2 separate regions of the Homo sapiens genome follow, and region 1 is linked to region 2. A link is an interaction called in ENCODE POLR2A ChIA-PET data of the cell type or tissue named here. Cell type or tissue: IMR-90. All regions are shown on one strand. Each heading gives the region's core, and the rest is flanking DNA. Links, peaks and the distances in the headings are about the cores only. Region 1 has its middle 90 kb from the start of LINC02398. Region 2 has its middle 26 kb from the start of LINC02398.

What was found. Peaks named below come from ENCODE experiments on the same cell type or tissue, not always from the same donor. Only the 100,000 strongest peaks of a DNase experiment are listed, where the experiment ranks them.
Region 1: POLR2A ChIA-PET joins it to region 2 with 12 read pairs; 2 of 35 experiments call an interaction of 5 or more read pairs at or near these places.

What each region holds. Positions count from the first base shown.
Region 1 is chr12:19,922,575-19,926,977 of GRCh38, forward strand. It overlaps the pseudogene LOC124903095. Among named protein-coding and RNA genes, the nearest start is that of LINC02398, 90 kb to the right of the region's middle. In IMR-90, for the core only: no CTCF peak of the experiment used is centred there; no DNase peak of the experiment used is centred there.
Region 2 is chr12:19,986,488-19,990,890 of GRCh38, forward strand. No RefSeq gene overlaps it. Among named protein-coding and RNA genes, the nearest start is that of LINC02398, 26 kb to the right of the region's middle. In IMR-90, for the core only: no CTCF peak of the experiment used is centred there; no DNase peak of the experiment used is centred there; H3K27ac peaks cover 181 bases.

The sequences.
Region 1 (4,403 bases), core at 309-4,308, 64 kb before region 2:
GGTAGCATATATTTGTTCTTGCTTTTTTAATCCATTCTGAGAACCTCTGCCTTCTATTTGGATTGCATAGTTAATATTTAATCAGATTACTGATATGATTGGATTTATGTCTACCATAGCATTTTTTTCTTCTGTTTGCTCCTGTGCTTTTTATTCCACTATTGTTCTTCTCCTACCTTTTAAAAAAATTATTCGAATATTTCTAAAGCTCTGTATGCTACATTTTGGATGTGGTTTGTTTGGCCCCTCCAAGTCTCATGTTGCAATTTGATCCCCAGTGTTGGAGGTGGGGCCTGATGGGAGGTGTTTGAGTCATGAGGGCAGGTCACTTATTAATGGCTTGGTGCCATCCTCTTGATAATAAATTCTTACTCTATTAGTTTCTATAAGAGTTCCTTCTAGAGCTGGTTATTAAAAGTGAGCTTAGCACCTTTCCCCTCTCTCTTGCTTCTTTTCTCTCGCCATATGATCACTATACAGGCTAGCTCCCCTTGGCCTTCTGCCATGAGTGGATGCATGCTGGGGACCTCCCTGGAAGTTAAGCAGATGCCAGCACCATGCTTCTTGTACAGCCTGCAGAAATGTAAGCTGAATATAAACCACCTTTTTTTTTTTTTTTACAGATTGCCCAGCCTCACATATTCCTTCATAGCAACACAAAGGGACTGAGACAATATATAAGGTATTTTGTGGCTTTTAAGCTATACCTCTTTGTATTATTTATGTTTAGTGATTTTCCTAGTGATTTTATTGTATGTCCTTAACTTTTGCAGTCTATTTAGGATAAATGTTTTATTGCTTTTTGTAAGATGTAGAACCCTGCAACTACACAGCTTCACTTGCCTTCCTCTCCAGGCTGCTATTTTTATGCCATAAGTGTCACGTGTATCACATCACATACATCTAAATCCCATAAGACAATGTTATAACTTTTGCTTTAAAGTCATATGCATTATTTATAAATTAAGAAGAAAAAGTAGTCTTTTATATTTACTGCCAATGCTTACTAATTCTTATGCTCTTCATTACTTCCTGAAGATCCAGGATTTTTCTTTTTCTGTGAGGGGTTTTCTGGTTAGAAAAAAAAAAGAAAGAAAAAAGAACAATTGGAATACCTGACAGACAAATTCTAAAAGAGCTGTAACACTTATATAGGGCTTTATATGATATCATTTCTCTCTCTAGGCTGAAGAAATTCCCTTAGTCATAGAATAGACCAATTTCTTAGGAGGGCTTTGTAGAAACTGGTACAACAAACAAATCACAGCATTTATTTAAAAATGGTAGGTTTATCACACGAGAATAATGACATATATTTTCATATATAAAACTCCAGAAAATTCAACAAATTTGGTTGTGCAATTGTTCTGTCAAATTATATCCTTGTAAAATGGAGGACAGACTCTTACTAATGCTCTGCGCAAAAACTACACTAACCATTAAAAGAAAAGAGACTATATTTGTTTATGAGTTCCGAGGGGTTAGTGAGAATAACATATCACCTAAACATGTGTTAATATCTTTAAATGAAGGGATAGCAGTAGATCAAGATGAAAGAGACAGTGCTTATCTCATAAAACTTAAAACTATACTTAAATTTTTCCAAACAAATAATCACAATCAGTTTCTCTCATCAGCTCAAATCTGGTTTTCTGCTGCTTCTTGAATATACATAAGTCTGTTACTTGAAGTATCAGTGAGTAGAAGCACTTGGTATAATCCTTTCCATCAAGGTCCTGGGAACTTCCTTCTTTGTAGAAAATCCAATTCATAGAACTTTTAGGAGAGACAAAGAAAAGAAAAATAAACTACCCATTGATGAGAGGACAGCCCAGGTCTCAAAAGGCTGTTTTATCTTGCAAAAGTGAGACAAACAAAAGACCAAAACAAACCCAATCACAAACAAGTAAAATACCATTAAAAAGATGATCTATCATTCCTTACTTGTCAGAGAATAAATCTTGATCTTTACATGACAGAGATTACAGAATGGGCAGACAAGAAAATTGTATTCCTCTTCACTGCTGTCACCAACTGGGAAAGCAAACCAGAATCAGAACCAAAGATGCACAAGGACTGGGAAAGGAAACAAAGCCAGAGTCAGAAAAACAAAGCAAACAGAAAAATAGAGCCTAAGAAGGGAAATTTTGATAACCACTGGAATCACTCAGGGAATCAAGAAAAGACATGCCTGGTTCTAACAGCCAGTGATGAATATTTCTCAGGTGACACAACTTAATTTGTCCAGCTCATATGTCTTCTTGGTGGAATTTCCAAAACTTGGTGGAATGCACTTCTTGTTGGAATTTTCAAAAACTGTCAAAATATAATTTTCAAATATTAAAACGACATTATTGCAAATATAAAATGAGCACATTAAAGATATATTTAACTCAGTGAAGGAATCAGCAGGATGGGAAATTTGGTTTCCTATAATCTATTTAATAGCAATCTACTTCTTTCACTCTGACATACCACATAGTACCTTACACATAGTTGATATTTATGTGTAGTCAAGGTTATTAATTTTTGAAAGTTACTGCTCACTTTTGACTACAGAATGTTATACTTCTAACATATTCCATTGTTATCTATGTTTCCAAATACTTTTTATTCTTGAGATCTTCAGATTTTTTAAAATTAATGTCCTTGCATTTTCCAAGTCACTTTTTTGAAATTATTGACTTTCTGTTGATTTTACATTAAAATTCCAATTTTGATTTTCTCCTTAAACTATACAGAAAAATTCAGCTTCATGTCTGGATTGAGAGCATTGTTTTCAAACTTAAAAGTTGAGACTCCTTTTGCAGGAAGGAAATCTTCATGAACCAACAATGTTAACAAAATATTTATTATGGTATGATTTAAATGTTTACAAAGATAACATTAGGTATAAATTTCTTACGCTTATAGCTCCTATACAAATGTAAACCAAAAGTATTTTTAAATTTAATACAAAAAAACCACAGAGCCAATACCAAGGGACTTAAACGACTAATTTTATGTGACAGATGATGTCAATTTATTAGAACTGAGTAATTTGTTATGTTGGCCTAAGAAATTAAAGGTTAAATTGTGGAAGATTTAAGAGTTATAATCTCTAGATCAATAGTGTCCATTTTTTTTTTATTTTTCATTTTCAATTCATCTTGGTAAGAATTTAAAAGTTGTACACCCCACAGTATGTGTGTATGAGCATATATGTATGTGTTAATACGCACTACCACATTAATAAATATTGTTCACTGTAAAACATACAGGGAAAACAGAATTGATAAAGGAATAATACAAAATTTAAATAGAGCTTCTAGTAATGTCTCTTCTGCACTCCATAAATAACCTTGTGCTTTTTCTGAGATGTGTGCCCGCCCTTTAAGGTCTGACTCCGTCATGAAATTTTCATGATGAACTGTCTCCATCCAAGTGTACCATCTCACATGTAGATCCTGTTCTCCTCCAGTTCTCCCCTAGGGACTCATTCCAGTGTTAATTTCATAGTGGTCCTACTTTGCTGCAGCTGCCATGCTTATTATGACAGTTGTTGGATTGGGTGGGAGTGATGTCAAAGAAGCAAGAAAGCATGTACTCTGGGAACATGAGCCTGGGCAATGAACTGAGAAGCAAATGTTTATATTTAAAAACTGTTTTCTTTTCCCTTTTACAACTGCATAGAAAGCCAATTAGCAGGTTAAGTCATGAGTGGCTACAATTAGTAGCATGTGGTTATAGAACCTGTCCAGGTTTGATATGGGCTCTGGAAATTTTTGAAGGTCTTGCAGTTCCCTGGAATCTTCTAACTAGGCAACTGCTTTTCAGCCTCTGTGTCATTTGGATAGCAGAGCAACATACTGATCTCAACAAAATGAAATAGTCAAAAACAACTCCCTCAATCCAAGTTCCAGTTCACAAACATTTCCTTTTTGTATGATAGATTTCCAGTCTGTCATTTATACCTCCTTTTCCTGTTAGAATCAGACTGGGCAGGACAACCTTAGATCATCTCACAGCAGTTGTTCACTGTTGGACTTGGTTGACTTTTTTCTATTTTATCGTAATGTGCTTCTCACATTGTTTTACCAGTTAGTGACACAAAGTGAAAAATTAACAATAATATGTAAAATTTCCCTTTATCTTCATGGAAGAATAAACAAGAAGACTGTGAAATAAGATGTTTAGTTGAATCAATTGCTAGGGAAACATAACATCATCTGAAGAGAGTTTTAAATTTCATAATTCCTATTCTTGTATCCATTTTCCCTACTCTCCTCACCAGGCTCTAATAACCCATCAGCATATATTGGTTACAGCATGGGAATGTATATTTTGCTAAATTCTCCTAAGGTGATTCCAATAGTCCTCTCCTTAAATCCTGAAGTTTGACCATAAGAGTTTTTACATTTTTA
Region 2 (4,403 bases), core at 299-4,298:
AGCCATACTGGAATCAGAGGCAAAAGCAAAATGTGTGCCCTGGTGTACACCTATTAATATATTACCTTAGTTTGAACCAAGTAGAAGTTAATAAAAGCTCTACTATCAAAAGACATGACTATAAAGCTCCATGTTGCCCAGTATTTTCTGCACAAAATAATGCAGGGCTTGAAAAAACAACCTCTTTTTTTTTTTTTTTTTGGAGACAGGATCTCACTCTGTCGCCCAGGCTGGAGTGCAATGGTGTGATCTTGGCTCACTGCAGCCTCCCCTTCCTGGGTTCAAGCTATTCTTCTACCTCAGCTTCCTGAGTAGCTGAGACTACAGGCGCATACCATGCCCAGCTAATTTATTTATTTTTTGTAGAGATGGGGTTTCGCCATGTTGCCCAGGCTGGTCTCGAACTCCTAGGCTCAAGTGATCTGCCCTCCTTGGCCTCCGAAAATGCTGGGATTACAGATGTTAGCCACGGCACCTGGCCTCTTCCCCCATTTTAAAACACAATACCTGATGAATCTAGAAGTTCCCTCTTCCTGTCATGAATGAAGCCATCTTCTGCCTTTGGCTTCACCTGAGGGTCTCACATGTGTCGCATGAAATCAGGGACCAAGTTCTCTGGAGGTTACCTCCGCAACGTCTGTTCCATCTGTAAGATCCCTTTCCTTTCCACCATGAAGCACTATGAGCTCATTACTCTTTGTATGGAGCACTGCAAACACCTCCGGCTGCCTTCCCTTTTACAGTCAGTTGTAAACAATACCGCCAAATAATTAACATTTCTAAGATAAATTTCTGAGCATAATCACCAGAACTCCATGTCTTAGTTAACTGATCCCTTTTTTTTTAAGAAATTAAGTATACATTCCACTGCCAAACATTCAGTGGTCTCTCAATTGGGCACTGGTTTAAATTTCCAGCCTCTGGTTTAGCTATTCCCTGTACTGTAGCCAAACACTGTCCCTGTTCCTCATTCACATTGTAGGTTTTTAGGTTTTTATTTCTCTGTGACTTTGCCTTTTCTGATTCTCATCAGGATAACTTTTTTTTTTTTTTTTTTTAGACAGAGTCTTGCTGCACTCCCAGGCTAGAGTGCAATGACACCATCTTAGCTCACAGCAACCTCCCCCTCCCGGGTTCAAGTGACTCTTATGTCTCAGCCTCCCAAGTAGCTGGGATTATAGGTGCCCGCCACCACCCCCGGCTAATTTTTGTAATTTTTTGTAGAGACGAGGTTTCACCATGTTGGCCAGGCTGGTCTCGAATTCCTGACCTCAAGTGACCCAGCTGCCTCAGCCTCCCAAAGTGCTAGGATTACAGGTGAAGATGACACTTTTGTAAAGTCCATCTTAAATAAAAAATATTTTTTAAAGCTTTTCCTTACTTCCCTCTATGACCTGATATGATTTCTTCTTCTTTCAAACTTTTTGTTCTACTTTGGTGGACTCACTCTTACAAAATTTCTTATATTCTAACTTGCTGTACAATTATTTTCTTATCTAATATTTCCTACTAAATTTCAAATCCTTCCAGAATATGAGCCATGTATCTTCTCATCTTCTCATTTTTATATGAGGTACAGGATCCAGTGCAAAGTTATAAATATAATAGAATACAAAAAATTTTCCTAATTCACTATTGCCTAAATTTCTCCAATCATCATCATCCTGGTAAAAAGTGAGATTCTTCACAATTCCCTGGGTGATTCTGACTCATTAGATTTAAGTGGAGGCCCAGGAATCTATATTTTTAGAAGCGTTTGAAATGATTTTGATGATTAACACAATTGGAAAGACACTGGCTTAAATGAATTCAAATTATTTATGTATCCTGATTACTGTTTGAAAAGAATTATTTATGAGAGAGGCTAGATCCTTCATGTGTTTATTTATTGAACAGAACGTATTTAGAAAGTTCTGTACAGGTAAATAGGATGTTAGAGTTTGTTAACATCTTCACTAGAAGTTTCCTGAAACAAATGTTCTCTGTTTTGTTTTATTTCGCTCTTTCTGGCATTTATGAGATGGCGTTTTGCCATGATGGTGTTTGACTAGTGTGTTTTCAGAGTCTGAGCTGGGAAGGCAACAATTAGAGAAGGAATGTTGGGGCTTGGGAGAAAAGAGAGTCAGCTATAGGGTGAAATGTCTGAAGACTGTTTTTCTGGAATCACATGTGCCCTTTGGAGCAATGTGCAACCTTGAGTGAACTGTGATTTGGGAGAAAAGGTGCATGGCCCTAGACCTCTCACTGACCTCTGCTTGGCAGTTTTAGGCTGCTGGCAAGTGCTCTGCAGGCAGAGCCCACGGAGTACTGTTCTCAAGATGAAGCCCACAGGCTTTTGTCTTGATGCTGCAGTCAGCACTGAGGGGATGCTGGAAGCTGCACCTGTGGATCCTGTTGCTGGCCCTGCCTGCCTTAACTAAAGGCATCAGTAGGAGGAATTTGCTCTTTTATGTACAAATAAATATGTTCATTAATTTAGGGCAAAAATGAGAATTTCCTTTCAAGAAAAAGATTACAAAAGAAAGCCCTAGGATTAATGAACATAAATGATCTCCTTGCAGTAATGTTTCTGAGTATAACTTGTGTAATGTGTTTGGAATGAAATCTACCAGGGAAAGGATAGCTTCTTAATTTAATTGGCCCTGCTGGCAAGGATACTATTAATGAAGCAGATGTCTCTCTTTCAGTCTCCCTGAGTGCTTTTATAGCAAGTAAAATTCCTTTTCTTTGATCAGAAATAGGGTAGTTAACACATCTTCAGGAACTGGGCTGCTGCTCAATTTTCCGATTTAATTTTAATGATTTTTTTCTTAGCAGACTTTTTCCATGAAGAAGGGGTTTCTCTCAATATGTTGAGCCCTGAACAGTGTATTTCTCATTCTCTTTAAATAGTACTGGTTTGGAAGCTGTGGAGATATCTCCTGATTTAAGCTTGTATTTGGATGTCCACATGCTTCAGTGATGCCCTCAATAGTGATGTTCTGGAAGTGCATTTGTAAGAGAAGAATTGGGGTAGGGGTAGGTGGAAAGGGCTGGGATCTTAGATCGTGATGGAGTTGGGCTCGTACCTCAGGTGACTTTGGGCAAGGCACTCCACTTCTGTGGCACAGTGAAAGAAGACAGTACTTGACTCCCTGGGTGATCTTGAAAATTCCGTCCTATACCATTTGCAAAAAATGTCTGAATATCCACTTTGTGTCAAATAATAAGTAAGATGGTGCCTGGCCGGGCACGGTGGCTCACGCCTGTAATTTCAGCACTTGGGAGGCTGAGGTGGGTGAATTACCTGAGGTCAGGGGTTTGAGACCAGCCTGGCCAACATGGCAAAACCCTGTCTCTACTAAAAATACAAAAATTAGCTGGGGGTGGTGGCGGGTAGGTGCCTGTAATCCCAGCTACTTGGGAGGCTGAGGCATGAGAATCACTTGAACCTGGGAGGTGGAGGCTGCAGTGAACTGAGATCATGCCAGTGGACTCCAGCCTGTGTGAGACAGCCAGATTTTGTCTTAAAAAATAAAAGATGGCGCTTGCACTCAGGAACTTACAAACATGTGGGAAGATCAAGATGGAATAATTCAACATAAGGTCTAGAGAAGTCAACTATTTGTTCAGTTTCCAGGAACTGTGACACCTAACCTCACTTTTATGAGCAGAAAGCAATTCTAGACCACCCAGGGCCTTTTTGAAGAAAGGTATAGCACTTTAACCCAGCTGAAAATTGATGGTAAGTCTCTCTCATATGAAGAGCAAAAAAATTCTAACTTTCCAGTGAAACATTAGCAGTGCTTAAAATAAGTCAATAGTAAAATAAAAGTAACAAGCATTTTAGAATAATAGAATATGTCACTAATGCTTTAGAGATGAGTTTCAGCTTTGCAACATTTTCCAAATACCGAAATGCTTGTGCCTTTGCAATGTGAACAAATTATTTATTGTGCTTGTTTTGCTATTTTCTGATTACTTGTATACTTCTGGGCCACCTTTAGAACAGATTTACATGGTGATACCTCTAGATTTTCTTGATAGAGTGCTTCCAACCTGGAAAACTCAGGACTAATAGGCCTCAGTTTGTCAAATCACATTGCAGCAGGGCCAGGATTAGGGTGCAGGGAGTGAGGCAGAATCATGCACATACAGTGTCAGACCCTATCTGTAGCGGGCCAAATGATGTCCTCCAAGGATGTCCAAGATCCCGTCCCTGGAGCCTGTGAGCATATTACCGTACATGGCAAAATGAACTCTGCAGGTGGGATTAAAGGACATTTAAATGGGAAGATTATATTGGATTATCTGTGTGGGTCTAGTGTAATCACAAGGATCCTTAAGAGGGAGAGGGAGGCAGGAAGTCAGAGTAATTCCATGTGTGAAAGACTCAACCTACCATTACTGGTTTTGAAGATGGA